Linked DNA regions of Homo sapiens: region 2 is linked to region 1. The links are chromatin loops, found by intact Hi-C in ENCODE. Cell type or tissue: A673. All regions are shown on one strand.

Evidence for each region. Peaks named below come from ENCODE experiments on the same cell type or tissue, not always from the same donor. Only the 100,000 strongest peaks of a DNase experiment are listed, where the experiment ranks them.
Region 2: it touches region 1 in a loop (3-fold over the local background); 5 of 110 quality-filtered maps call a loop at or near these places.

What each region holds. Positions count from the first base shown.
Region 1 is chr4:30,709,654-30,717,653 of GRCh38, reverse strand. LOC124900844 reads left to right here. Exons shown (of 1, transcript XM_047416545.1): 1 at 1-1,023. The coding sequence ends at 313. Among named protein-coding and RNA genes, the nearest start is that of PCDH7, 6.7 kb to the left of the region's middle. In A673, CTCF peaks have their summits at 1,405, 2,848 and 3,047 (motif pointing left); DNase peaks (open chromatin) are centred at 423, 1,393 and 3,033; H3K4me3 peaks cover 1,275 bases; H3K27ac peaks cover 2,738 bases.
Region 2 is chr4:31,688,137-31,696,136 of GRCh38, reverse strand. No RefSeq gene overlaps it. Among named protein-coding and RNA genes, the nearest start is that of LINC02501, 190 kb to the right of the region's middle. In A673, a CTCF peak has its summit at 3,544 (motif pointing right); no DNase peak of the experiment used is centred here.

The DNA of each region.
Region 1 (8,000 bases):
GACTAGGGAGTTGCAGCGCGTCCTTCACAGTGGAGTGGTTTCCTCTTTGCGAGCGGGAGGAAGTCTCCAGCCCGCCCTCCTCACTCTCATTCCTACCAACTTCGCGGCGGAGCCAAGCCAGCGTGGGAAATGGGTCCGACGTGTGCTGCATGGAGAACAGCGAGGACAGACTGCGGGGGCCAAGAAGCCTGCTGGCTTTGCTCCCACCCCCATCAGTCCCAGGCTCCGACCTTTCTGCCAGAGCAGCAAAGAAGTGGCGGCGGCTTTGCCCTGCAGCGCCGTTCTGGGCAAGCAAAGGAAATGGGCGGGGTAGGGGTACGGGGGAGGTGAGAGGAGCCCTCGGGGCGCCCTTGCGGCGGCTGGAGCTCCCAGTCCTCTTCCGCCCCCTCTCTAGGGGCTGACACTCTCTCCTCTCGCCGGCGCAGAGGATGAATGAAGAGAGAAGCAGTTTCTCCCACCCCCGCCCCATTTCCGCAGTCTTAGAGCCAGTGTCACAAGTGCTCAGCAATTTCATTAAATGGAACCGGGAGACTTAATCCCCCCCGGTACCAGACCTCACCGAGGGAATGTGATATCCGGCTTCGCTCCCACCCACCAACCCCCCCCCCCCCCCCCCCCCGGCTTCTCAGACCCGAGGCTGCATTTATCTACTCAACCTGAGAGGAAAGGGTTCAGAAGGAAATGGGATCGAAAGTGTAACCGCCTGCAATAAATTAAAGAGCCTGCTGCTGCTGCTGCTGCTGCTGCTGCTGCTGCTGCTTTGGCGGCCAGAACTGGAGAGAGAAAATGAGATCAGTGCCCTAAAGCTTGCATCGATCAGAGTGATTAGACGTCATCGCATGTAGGAAGCAAAATGTTTGAGGGAATGTTGAAATGGAGATTTCTGTTTTTTCTTTAGTGGCTTTTTAAAAAAGAACAATAAAAGGAAATACCCCTTTGAAATCAAGATGTAAAAAATGAAATTGATTAAAATATAAATATCATCCCGTGCTAATATGCATTTAATAAAACCTTGACAAACGATTCATTTTCTGTGCCAGAAATCTTACCCTAAACTTAAAATATTCAGTAGATTTTTTTTTTTTAATTTACCTACTAACCTCGCTTGCTTAAACCTGTTTTGCCGTTAAGAAATTTCAGTGGCTGAACTGAAAAATAGCATTCAGGGTCCCTGATGTAGTTCAAGCCTCAAGAAAAGACAGTAAGAGAAGTAACTACAACAAAAGTTTATGGTTAAGAATACAAAGTAGATGCTGGAGATGTGATCTCAGGGGGCCTTTCATTTATAATAGACGCTGTATTCACAATAATATGAGAAAAAGGTTAAATACAGTAAACACGATAGCCAGTTCTGGAAAGATAAAAACAGTTTGACAGAAAAGGAGAAAGTAACTCAAGAACTCCACCAAGGGACAAACAGAGGAAATGACACTCGGATATCTCTAAATCCATTGACCTTTCATCTTTTTAAAAAGGGTCTTCTATCTGTAGACGTGTTTTCTAGGCCTTTATGATCAACCATTTCTCTAACCCCTTTCGCTAAATTTGATACTTCAGTCTTCCTTTTCTAAATAATTACTACAAACGATTGTCCTTTAAACATATATTACTTGAAAGAGTAAACATATCTGTGCATAACTATTCCAAGTATGATTCTGATCCTTGAGACTCTGAGAAACTTTAGATATATTTTACAGCCTTAAATCCATGCTTGTAGTATTAACATGTTTAGTAGACTGAAATGACTAAATTATTCATTGCAATAACAGCCTTTTTGATAGACATTAAAACTCATCAGTTTAAATAAGGAAACCACAGATTTCCTTTTAAGCAGGTAATAACTGCTTGCATCAGTGGTTATTTAATTGGTTTCTAGCCAAGACATAGAATAAGTTGTGCTGTTTAAATCAAGAAATCATATGCAAAGCTATATTTTACAGTGTATCTATAAAAGAAGCACACAGAAACTAAACTAAGTTGATTCATACTATCTACTGGATAACTATAAACATTTCCACAAGGCCGATATGAAAATCTCATTTACAAAAAAAAAAAAAAAAAGAAGAAGCTTTGAAAAATAAAATTTTAAGTGTTTATTAGCTCACACGCTGTCTGGTTTTCAGATTTCAATAGAGTGTTTTAGGTTTTAAAATAACACAGAATAAATGATTTTTACCTTAAGTTTAGCACATATTGACAGTTGATTTTTTATTCATTTTCTAAAGGTTTACATGCCAAAATATGTGCAATATAGCAGAGATTTACAAGTCATGACACACATAAAAAGATCCAGTCAGTGACTATAACTGGCATTTGTCTTTTACTTACAAGATCATTAGTTTATGAATTTTTTCAACTTTACATTAATTTTCATACATTTACAAAAATGTAAGTTGGGGGCACACAGTATTTTATAAAATCTGGATTACTTCTGGGAAAAAGACCCTTGATAGGTTAAAAGCAGTACATCCTATTATTTAGGGTCATCTGAAGCTATCTCCTTTCACTATTGATGGTAAAATTAGACCTACCAATGCCCTTTGCAGTACGAACTTGGGAGATTTGCATATTTTTACTATCGTGGCAGGATATATCAAATACTGCTGTGGATAATGACCTCTAAGCTAGATAACATGTTAAGGATTTGGGGGAGAAATTTCATTATAATTGCTTGGACAAATTTAATTCCCAAACAAATGACCTTGCTTATAACAAGAATGGTTGAAAATTATGTATTAGCTTTAGAAGTTTTAGCACCTGGCTGTGTCGACCTAGCTAGGCCACTTCTTATGTTCATTCTGAATAACAGGCGGTAGAAAACTTTATTCAAACAAATTTGATTGATTGTAATTAGGAAATACATAATGTGGGATGTTTCTAGAATGAGAAATATAAGAAATTTGACTATTTCAGCAGCAATGAATTTTCTAACGACAGATGCTGATACTTATAGGGCAGTCATTGAGAACTTTCCCCAAGTATTTCTGACTGTGGCTTCTGGGCCTAACATGGAATTGTACCTCTTGGCCCCCTTGTGGCTAGATGAGGCCATTAACCAGTTCCGGGCAGCCCTAAGTGGAAGAGGAATTTCACTTCCCTGGGAAATACGGGTGCTGGTATGTAGTCATTGTTCAACTCTGTATAAGTCAGACTGGTTGTGAATTTGACTTAGGACCAATACTTGAAGAATTCAGTAAACTTCAGGCTGACATTGATTTGGGAAAGTGGTAGTACCTTTTCGATACCCATTTCAGTGCTTTTAAAATAAATCATCCATGTAAAGCTGAATTAAGAAGCATATCAAAGTAGATAATATGGGTTCAACAATACATCCCTATAAATCAGCAGGTGTGGTGTGCTATCCAGTCACAGAGAGAAATACAATTCCATTCACAAGACAAGTTCTTCATAAAGCTACACACATTTGTATCTGGTGATTTTTAACACTATCAAACTGTTTAGTTAATATTTTTTCTAGTAACTGGTACAGAATTTGACACTCTGAACAGGACTCTTTATAAAGTATTGTTGACTCACAGTGGGATGGAAAGATAAGCATGATTCTTTGTATGTATGTTTTTTTTTTTCTTTCAGTTCTTTTTATTTCTTGGTTTGGTTGTGTAACTGATTCTCAATATTGTCTGCAAATGATTGGATAAAAAAATTGCAAAAATATAAATACAAGCTTGGAATTTGAGTAACATAGGTATAAAATAGTAAGTGTTTTGACACATTATTAAACTAACAGCACTGATTACTAACAGTATATGTTATCCAGATCTTTCTGTTCCTTAGTGATTCTTTACCTCTCTTTCCAGATGTTAGATTATGTCTGCCTGATCATGTCTGCCAATTTGGAAGGAAGGAATAGTCCTTAACCCTGCCTTTTCAGTGATATCTAATATAAAGCTTCTCTTTTTCATCTAATACCTAGGCAGCATTGTGCTTTTTTTTTTTTTTTTAGATGGAGTCTTTTTCTGTCACCCTAGCTGGGATACAGTGGCTCACTGCAACTTCTGCCTCCTGGGTTCAAGCGATTCTCCTGCCTCAGCCTTCTGAGTAGCTGGGACTACAGGGGCGCACCACCACACCCAGCTAATTTTTGTATTTTTAGTAGAGATGGGGTTTCACCATGTTGGACAGGATGGTCTTGAGCTCTTGACCTCATGATCCACCTGCATCGGCCTCCCAAAGTGCTGGGATTACGGGCGTGAGCCAACACTGCACCTGGCCACATTTTTTTAAATAAAATATATTTAAAATATAAGAGAGAGGTTAAGAGCAAAATATGCCGAACTGAAAAAGGTATCACTGAAACTAAAGCCATGCCCTTGTTTCTATTTTATTTTCTCCTATGAAACGGTATTTTCTAAAGGTCTATAAATGAAAATTGCTTTGAACTAACAAAAGTTCTTCTCTGCAGGCATCCTGGCAATTGTTTCCCAGTTCCAGAATTACCCTCCTGGCCAGACTGATTGTGATGCCAATGAGGCTCGAGCTTTCAGGGTCTCTTACTTGTACCAGCTTCTTCCAAGACCTTGAAGTTGTGGTGCAGTGAGGGAGTGTTTGCACAGTTATGAGTTTGATATTTGCAAGAGTAAGAATTTTAACTACGATAGGTTAAGAGCACGTCTTTATCTCATTCCAGTTTCCTCTTTGCCACACTACTTGTTTAAATTGTGTTAGAGAGATCACAGGCATTTTGAGGATCCAGCTAAGGGAAAGTTGAGATGGGGATACATTTAATTTGGATGTGTTAAAATGTATTTTTATGAATTCACACTCCTGTTCTCTCACAGTTCAGTTGTTGCTAGCCATCATAGTGTAGAATGGCTTCCAAGAATTTTCGCAAAATCCACTTTGCCAGCTCATCAGTATGGTCGTGCAAAGGTGCAGCGTCACAGGTTGTGATGTGATAGGTTCCCAGGCCTATGTGGGTGATAGAGTGCAATCAAGGCTTAAATGTATGGAGCCAGAAACTAGTCTGTAGAAAGCTCTTTCAATTATTAGACATGAAATTCCAAGCTAAGAAGGTGCTTTCTTATTGATGTTGAAGGGTTCAGAATATGCGACAGTGGCATAAAGGACTATTTTGAGTTGAAGACATTTGAGAATCAACAGCTGCAGAAAGAAGCTTTTTCTAAACTCTGTCTTTTTAAAAGCAATGCCTCCTGCAAATAATTCCATTGTTATAAATCCCTTCCCTGTGAGTCTCACAACCACAGAGGAGCAAATCTTAGCATCGACCTGAAGAAGTCAGCACAAGGTAGCACCTGGAAAGAGAAACAGATACTGGCATAAAACTATTATATCTAACATTTATTCTCTTAAGGGTCCATTGATCTTCCCTAAAAGTCATTTGTTTCCAGAAGTGCCCTCTGCCCTCCCCTGTACTCTATTAAGATGATATATAAGTGCCCAATTCTAACTACCTCCTTGAATCACATTTCTTTGTCAACGCCCATGTACACATACATAATTAAATCTGTTTTTCTCTTTTAATAATCTGACTTTTGCAAGCTTAATGTGCATACCCCTCAAGAACATAACCTAAACTGGTAGAGAAAAAGCTTTTCCTCTCTGACAATGTCTAATCAAAGCAAAAATCCTCTTTTGTCAGGAATTACTCAATAAGACAGCAGATATACTAAAAACATGCTATTCTTTTGAGTGTGTATGTCTTTTAAACACAAATACAAAATTTATTGGAATCCATGTTTGATGGTACAATTATGTAGTAGCAGTATTGCAAACAGCATTTGCATGAGTGGGCATAGGTCATCAAGACGGCTTACTAGAGGCACTCAGCACATCATGTTCCCTCCACACACACACACACAAAAACCAAAAAAGAACAAAAACAGTGAGTAGATAACCACATGTCAAAATAGAGCATCTAAGGGAGAACACTAGATTTTAACAAGGAAGTAACAGGGACCCTCTGAGGCAGGGAAATTCAAGATGGCAGCACAAACAGGGAAGCGAAGCAGCTGACTGAAATCAGCTCAGAGCCAGGAAAGACTTCCCATTGCAGGATAAAGGTAAGTGAAAGATCCCCAACAATCCACATTCCCTCTATAGACACCTGCAATCCTAGCTACAGAAGACCTTCTCGGGACCCAGAGTCCCTGAGCATAGTATAGGGAACTGCCTGGAATAAACACAACTACATTGCTTCAGAGAGGGAAATCATGCCAGGTCCCACCCATGCCCTGAGACCCAAGCTGTTGCAGCATGCCACTATTTTGAGAATGGGGCTGATCTCAGGCTACATCCTGTTTAATAAGCGATGCATTTTTACATTTCTGATGCACTTCCAACATCCCTTCACATTCACTCAGAATGCTGCAGTGTTGTCACACCATCTGGACCCAGCAGTGCAGCCATAACCCTGGCACACAAACCCATGAAGTACCCTACACCCTGGGCAATAAAAGGTCCAGCACATCAGGGGGACTGCCTCCAGGACACAGAGAGGCAAAACATGCATTCCCCAAAGGCTGAGAACTGCATGCCCAGGGCAACTGCCACTGACAGCAACCCCACACATACCATCTAGGGGCTTGAAGATGGGCTTGTCCAGCCCACTGTTATCGCTACTAGTACCTGCACATACCACAAAAAGCCTGAGAACCAGCCCATGCAGAGCCCCAGTCCCCAGTGAAGCCTCACCACAGCCTCCACAAATAACCACAGCCCAATCCACTGAAGAATTCACAGGCAACTCTGTTATTGAAGCCTGAAGAACTCATAGGCTGAAGAAATCAAACGAAGAGTATACCAGAGAACCCACCCAGAACAAAAGCCAAAGTACCCTACCAAAGTAATACTATAGACAGATCTATAGAAAAATGTCTTTCCCTTCAAAAGCTACTCCACAAAGTTGAAAGAAATGATTTTTACACTAAATGCGCAGATAGCAGCATGAGGACACAAGACACTAAAAAAGCAAGGAAGCACTACACCACCGAAGGAATGCATTAATTCTACAGCAAAAGACCCCATAAAAATCTATGAAGTGTCTTGACAAGGAATTCAAAATAATGATCTAAAGGTAATTCAGTGTGATAAGAGATAACACAAATAGACAATACAAAGAAATCAAGAAAACAGTGATCTGAATGAGAAATTCAGCAAAGAAAGATAGATATTGTAAAAAAAAAAAAAAAAGAGCCAAATAGAAATACTAGAACTGAAGAATGTAATTAATGAAATAAAAATACAATCAAGAGCTTCCACAACAGACTATATCAGGCAGGAAAAAGAATTTCTGAACTTGAAAACAAGTCTTTTCAAATAACTCAGTCATGTAAAGAGAGAGAGAGTAAAAAAAAAAAGTATAAAGATGAATGAAGAAAGTCTACATGACATATGGGACACTAAAAACAAATAAATATTTAAATTTTGGGAATTCCAGAAGGAGAAGAGATTTAAAAAGGCATAGAAAACCTATTCCATGAAATACATTGAATAGATTTTCCTTCTAATATGTGGAAAGCTGAAAAGTTCCCATGTATTGGGAGATACGTAGACAAACAGATACAAGGAGCTCAAACATTCCTAAATAGATTCAACTTAAAAAGTCCTCACCTAGACACATTATAGTCAAACTGTCAAAAGTAAAAGACAAAGTGAGCATTTTTAAAACAGCAAAAGAGGAGCATCTAGTTACATATAAGGGCATCTAACATATAAGCGAAGACTAATAGAAGACTTTTTTTTTTTTTAAGATGAAGTCTCTCTCTGTAGCCCAGGCTGGAGTGCAGTGGCATGATCTTGGCTCACCACAACCTTCAACTCTTGGGTTCAAGCAGTTCTCCTGCCTCAGGCTCCTGAGTAGCTGGGATCACAGGCACACACCACTGTACCTGGCAAATTTTTTTGTGTTTTTAGTACAGATGGGGTTTCACCTTGTTGGCCAGGCTCGTCTTAAACTCCTGACCTCAGGTAATCCATCCACCTTGGCCTCCCAAAGTGCTAGAATTACAGGGATGAACCAC
Region 2 (8,000 bases), 980 kb before region 1:
CTGTGACAACAGAGACAAACCCTGGTAAGTGAAAAAAGCCAAACATGGATAGAGAGATATTTTAGGAACATATTATCATCTAAACTTAAAGTCATAGAAGAAGAGAGTAGAATAGCAGTTACTAGATAATGAGGGTTAAGAGAAATGGGGAGATGTTGAACAAAGAGTGCAAACCTCCTGTTATAACAGGAATTGTTGGGGGATCTAATGTTCAGCATGGTGACTGTAGTTCTTAATATTGTATTGTTTACTTGAAATTTGCTAGAAGAATAGATTGTTAGTGTCCTTAACATGCACACACACACACACACACACACACACACACACACACATTAACTATATGTGGGTGATAGAGGTGTTAATTAATTCCACTGTGATCATTTTTACAATATACACATCTATCAAATAATCATGTTGCATATTTTGCATATATACAATTTTTCTTTGTCAATTTTACCTCAATAAAGCTAGAAAAAATGTTTGTCTAGCTCATAATTAATGAAAAAGCCAGTAAAATGTAAAAACTGGCTCAAAGAGAATGCAAAAAGCAGATACATTTTTGGGCAATTAGGAAAGTCAAATAAATATGTTTATAAATGCAAAACTAGATGTTTTAAAAAAGGGAGGTTATCAATTGCACCTCTAACAGACAAATTCATTTGTATTTCTGTGGAAGAGAATAAATTACATTACTATTCATTTTCAACATCTTAGAGAGTAATAAAATAAGTCAAAGACAATGAAAGGCAGAGACTCCATACAATAATGTAACCCAGAATAGGTTATAGTTTTTCAATGAAAAGATACTTTTTAGTCTATTTCAAAGTATTTTACAGAGTTTAAATGACATGACATTTTTGTACATTTAAATACTGCGAATATTTTCTATGCGCATTTTTTGAAATACAACCAGTATAAAAGCAAAATATACAGAATGAAAGTGGAATTTTATACACAGATCTGATTTATGGCTTACTTAATATATTGTTTTGATAAGACAGAAGGAAATATCACAAATATGGTTTTCTCCCACAAGACTTTCTCCTACTTCATTTCTAGTAATGGCACCTCTATTGGCCTTTAGGGAAAATGTGTCTCTCAATAGTAGACAATGTTTTGATCATGGAATTAATAAATTTAGGCTTTGATTTAGTGTGTTAATTAGAAAAATGCAGTAAGTGAATACAGGAAATGAATACATTAGGTAAAATTAGACAATGTAATACTCATCTAGCAGAGGGAAAAAATAAGTCACAATGGTTGATAGAATATAAGTCATGGAGAAGATGAAAACAAGCAAAAAATAGTATGCAAAACAGAAATAATCCCAAATATAATAGAAACTAAAATATATGTACAAGCATACCTCAGAAAATTGTAGGTTCAGTTTCAGACCATAATAAAGCAAGAATGAAGCACATGAATTTGGGGGTTTGCATTGCATATAAAAGGCTTATTCTATACTGTTTATACTATACTGTAGTCCATTAAGTGTGCAATGGCATTATGTCCAAAAAAGTACCTATTTTACTTCAAAAAGACTTTGTTGCTAAAAACAGCTAATAGTTTTCTGAGATTTCAGTGAGTAATAATCTTTTTGCTGGTGGAGGGCCTTGCCTTGATGTTGGTGGCTGCTAACTGATCAGGGTGGTGGTTGCTGGAAGTTGAGGTGGCTGTGGCAATTTCTTAAAATAAGACAACAATATACTTTGCCCCATTATTTAACTCCTCCTTTCAGGAAAGATTTTTCTCTAGCATGTGATGTTGCTTGATAGCATTTTACCCACTAGAACGTCTTCCAAATTTGGAATTAATCCTCTCAAACACTGCAAATGCTTTATAAATTAAGTTTTCATGTGATATTCTAAATCCTCTGTTGTCATTTGTTGTCATTTCGACAATGTTCATAGTATTTTCACCAGGTGTAGATTATGTCTCAAGAAACCACTTTCTTTGCTCATCCATAAGAATCGACTCTTCATCTGTTCAAGTTTTATCATGAGATTGCAGCAATTCAGACACATCTTCCGACTCCACTTCTAATTCTAGCCTCTTGCTATTTTCACCTGCCATTTCCCTCTGTATTTATTTCCTCCATGAAGTCTTGAACCCCTCAAAGTCATCCATGAAGGTTGGAATCAACTTCTTCCAACTTCTGGTAATGATATTTTGACCTCCTTCCATGAATCATAAATTTACATAATGACATCTAGAATGATGACTTATTTTCAGAAGGTTTTCAGTTTACTTTGCCCAGATCCACCAGAGGAACCACTATCTATGACAGCCATAAACTTACAAAATGTATTTCTTAACTAATAAGACTTGAAAGTTGAAATTATCCCCTGATCTATGGGGTAAAAAATGGATATTGTGTTCAGAAGTATGAAAACAACATGAATCTCCTCATACATCTCCATGAGAGCTCTTGGGTGACCAGGTACATTGTTAATGAGCAGTACTATTTTGAATGGAATCTTTTTCTTCTGAGCAGTAAGTCTCAAAAGTGGGCTTAAAATATTCAGTAAACCGTGCTGTAAACAGATGTACTGTCATCCAGGTTTTGATATTCTATGCCAGAGCACTGGCAGAATAGATTTAGCATCATTCTTAAGGATCCAAGGATTTTTGGAATGGTAAATGAACATAAGCTTCCACTTAAAGTCACCAGTTGAATTAACCCCTAACAAAAGAATGAGCCTGTCCTTTGAAGTTTTGAAGCCACGGCCATGTATTGACTTTTCCCCTCCAGCCCTCAAAGTTACAGATGACATCTTCTTTCTTTTCTTTTCTTTTTTTTTTTAAGATGGAGTTTCACTCTTGTTGCCCAGGCTGGAGTGCAATGGTGCTATCTTGGCTCACCACAGCCTCCGACTCCTGGGTTCAAGTGATTCTCCTGCCACAGCCTCCCGAGTAGCTGGAATTACAAGCATACACCACCACACCGGGCTAATTTTGTATTTTTAGTAGAGACGAGGTTTCTCCATATTGGTCAGGCTGGTCTCAAATTCCCGACCTTGCCCGCCTTGGCCTCTGGAAGTGCTGGGATTACAGGCATGAGCCACCGCAGATGGCATATTCTTTCCATAAAAAGGTGGTTTTGTCTACATTGAAAATTTGTTGTTTAATGTAGCTACCTTCATCAATGATCTTAGCTAGATCTTCTGGATAACTTGCTGCAGTTTCTATATCAGCACTTGCTGATTCACCTTGTACTTTCATGTTACAGAGAGCTTCTTTTCTTAATCCTCATGACCCAACCTCTGTTTGAATTTTCTTCAAGAACATTTCCTTTGCATTCACAGCTTGGCTATTTGGCACAAGAGACCTAACTTTCGGCCTATCTTGGCTTTTGGCATGCTTTCCCCACTAAGCATAATCATGTCCAGCGTTTGATTTAGTGTGAGACAGATGCAATGCTTCCTTTCACTTGAACATTTAGAGGCCATTGTAAGGTTATTAATTGGCCTGATTTCAATTTTGTGTCTCAGGAATAGGGAGACCAGAGAAGAGGGAGAGAGATGGGGCAATGCCCGGTAGGTGGAGCACTCAGAACACACTCAGTGTTTATTGTTTCAGTTCAGTTTTATGTGGGCATAGTTTTTGGCACCCCAAAACAATTATGGTAATGAAATCAAAGTTCAATAATCACAGAAAACCATAACAGACATAATAATGAGGAAAATGTTCAAAGTATTTTGACAGTTAGAAAATATGACACAGAGACACGAAGTAAGTATGTTCTGTTGGAAAAATGGTGCCAATAGACTTTCCTGATACAGAGTTGTCACAGATCTTCACTTTGTAAAACACACAATATTTCCGAAATGCTATAAAGCAAAGTATAATATAAAAAGATATGCCTGTGCTTAGATTATACTTTTTTCTTTTTAAAAAGTGGTTCTAGATTAGACTATAGAAAAAAGCAAAATAATTATATGCTGTTACAAAAAAACCTAAAATATAATGGCACATAAAGTTTGAAAATAAAGAGGATAGAGTACATAAACTATAATTATATAGAATACATATAATATTCTACCTATAATATAGAATACATATAATTATACAAATATATATAATATAATTCAGTCATATAACAGATTATATTATACAATCTGCAAAAAGTAATGGGTCAACTTTGTAATACTGGGATACAAAAGGGTTTCTGTTATATACTGTTAAGTAAAAATCTCGAGGTATAGCACAGTCTATATAGTATGGTATCATTTGTGTTAAAAAATTAATGTGTATTTGTTTGCATATGTGTACTTATATACACATAGACTATCCTAGAATGATGGATAGGAAACTGACAACACTGGCTACCCCTGGAGAAGAAACTGTGTGGTTGAAGTTAGGAGTGAAAAAGAGAAGTACTAACAATTTGCAATTTTTAATTTTTATGTCTTGTACATGCAGTCAATACATTTTAAAATTTACAGTATTTTATGAGTCAACAAAAAAGTGCAAGAATGGCCAAAGGAATATGAGACAAATTGGTAAAGCAGAATGACTAAGAAGAAACAAAGAGAGGGATTTTTTTAAGGTAAAGGAAAGAATTCAAGGGAAAGATATTTTAGGCTTGAACCAAAGTAAATCTAACAAAATAGTCTAAATATATAAAACAGTTAAGTATATTAAGAGAAAATGTTTTAAAATACACAATTATAGGATATAATTTGTGGCAAATCCACCCTTCAATTTGCCTAGACATAAAAAAATGGAGATACCATTGACACACATATCTAATATAACTGAAAACACTATTAGCACTACTTCAAAATATACACAGAGTACAATCATTTCTCAACATTGTCCTACTATTTCCTGGATTCAAGCCACCATCATCTCTCAACTGAATGACTGCAACAGCCTTCTAAATGATTTCCATGAAAGCTGAGACTTATCTTTTCACATTAAAATCAGTTCATTGTGTTTGTCTCCTCCAAATTCTGCAATAGTTCTGCATTCCAGACAGGTATAGCCTTGGTAGTTCATCATAAGAATTTTGGCATTTTCTGATGGATTGTACATGTGTACTACAAAAGATTTCAAGCTTTTTGGGCATGAGCAATTGAAAGAATAGATTTTCTACCAGTATCCTCCTTATGACACATTGAAGTTTCTCAGTGAATAGTAATTAAATGTACTGAAGAATGACTGAGTAAATAAATCTTCTGATATGCTTTTCTTAGAAATAGAAAGACCAGGCAACTTAAAAGATACAAGATATAGTAAACATTCATAATGCTAGCACTAAAACTGATGTAACAGACATACAGAGTAACATTATTCCCCAAATTAGTGCATATTCTTTTCAAAAATATATAAAACTTTTGCAAGAAATAGTAGCATAATAATCCTTGAAGGAAGTAGTAAATATATTCCAAATAATCAATATCAAATATGCCACATTCTATGACAATAGTGCAGTAAATTTGATTTTAAAATGTCTTATTCCTTCAAGAAATAAGACATTCCACTCAGAAATAAACTAACATCTACCTAATTTATAGATAAAAAAGAAATAATGTTATAACACAATTATAAAATAAATTGCTAAATTTTGATACGAATAACAAATGCTAGTATTAAAAGTTATAAGATATACCCAAAAGACTTCTTAAAGATAATTATATACACATATATTATTTACATTATTTTTTAAAAAGCTACCAGAAATATAAACTAGAACTAGAGATTAGAAACTAAATACAGTAAAAGAAAGTAAAATATAAAAATAAGAATGAATTTAATAAAAGTCATACATTTAATGAATATCTCATTCTGAAAAAAGATGAATAAAATGAACAAATGTCTGACAAACTCATCTCAAACAAAACTGAGAATACAAATGCACACATATGTGCATTATTAGAAAAGACAAAATGCAAACAGTGCAAGATAAAACATAAGCTTTTAAATATCATAAAACAACACTATGATGAAAATGCATGGCAAAATAAAGCTTAAATGAAACATACAGTTTTTTTTAACAAAAAGTAGTAATTTTGTCTCAAGAAGGAATATTAAATCTGAATTATCAATATTCATTTGAATAGCAGAAACAGTAGAAATTTGCCCACACAAACTTAGTGTTTCAGGTTATGTTAATGGCAAAATGTATCAAACCTTTAAGCAAATGATGAGTCCTCTGTTATAAACACACGAAACCGTTTTACGATACTATTAACACTTTTTTACCAAAATGGGACAAGGACTGTTTAAGAAAAAAAATTATTAGCCAATTTCTCCTATGAACATTTCATGAAAAATTATTAAATTATTAACAAACTTTACTTAGCAATGTCTATTAAAAATAAGAATATGTCAAAACCAAAAAATATGAGTAAAATATATTTTATGTTTATGGTTATAAAAGAAGAGCTGAGTTAATGTTGATAATTTATTGTGTTTATTAACTATCATAAATAAATTTCTCCCTAATTAGTTATATAATAATTGTATAAATTCAAAGTAATTTTAATTGAAATCTAGTCAGTGATGTGTCCTAAATATTAAAACAAAAATATTATCTAGAATTATAAAAATAGCTCAAAACAGTGAAGAAAATGCTTTAAGAAGAAGAAACAAAGATGAAGAAAACAACCTACTTAATATCAAGATAAGTTTATCAAAATCTAAGTAATGTAGTTAATGAAATATTTTCTATAAAAGCAATAATATAAATGAAATGACCACAAAAAAATAAGGAATAGACAAATAAATTGTGATATTTGTACCAGTAAGGATAAGGCAGCCAACATGGCTGAATGAAATCTACATTCAAAATGTGGATACGTTTATAAAGGTAAATTGAAAGTGATAAATATATTACAATTTATGTAAACGTTTGAAACACAGAGAAGTACTAGTATTTATGGATACGCACGTTTACTTTTTAAAACATACATGAGAAAGATATAAAGTTACCAGAACAATACTGACATTTAGGCAAGAAGAGAAATAAATGAGACCATGAAGGTGGGGTGGGAGTGGGGACATCAAATGCATAATTAAAATGCTATTTTTTTAAAAAATGAAACAAGTAGAGCCATAAGTTAATTTTTAAAATATAGATGTTGGGTGCCTAGATGTGTATTTATTGTTCTACTCCAGTTTTCTATAGGATTGAAATAGTTCATAATTAAAAACAAAACTGATTTTAAGTAAAGAATTAAACTTTTGATAAGTTATATGTACAAAGAAACAGGTTTTAATGCCTGTTGCATTTCCTTTCTGAAAATTTATGGAAAGTCTCTTAATTTAGCTCCTATTTCTCCAACTGAGAGGAGGATCATACTGTCCAAGACTTCAAAAAAAAGAAAAGTTACAGGAATCAAAGAATCACATGAAATAACATATGTAGAGGTTTTTGTAACATGTATTTATCACAGTCCCAGATGTCAATTGCCATTATTATTCTGTTGTAAATAAAATTACTACAAGCAATATTTTATTGTATTTTTTAATCATTGCCAAGTTACTTAGAGATTAGATTCTAGCATAGGTGGAAACTGAAAAATCTGACATTCCGTGCAGTATATCTCTGGGATCATGGCCTATGTTTGTACATATTTTAGAAATGGAGATGGAGTTGGAGTTTTATAATTAATCTTCTAATATTAGTTCTGAATGTACTCAAGATTTCAAAATATGTATAGAATATACATTTTGCAAAAGATGTTGATGCAAAATCTTTATGAAACATTAGATTGACATGTGCATTGCATAAATCAAAATATTAAGAGAAGGAAAGGAGAGAATTTATGAAAAAGAAGGAAATCCCTGCAATGGGAATGGAGCAAATAATCAGCATTTTCTAAGTTGCAATAGAAGATCTCATGGAGAAATTAATTCTCTGTGGTAAATGTTTAAGGGCAGAGTGAACAAGCAATGCAATTATACATTGTAGTTTTCTGACTTACAAACCGGGAGCAAGAGGCCCCTGAGCTGGGTTGCACTGAATGGAAGGATGCTGGTCAAATAGCTTCTCT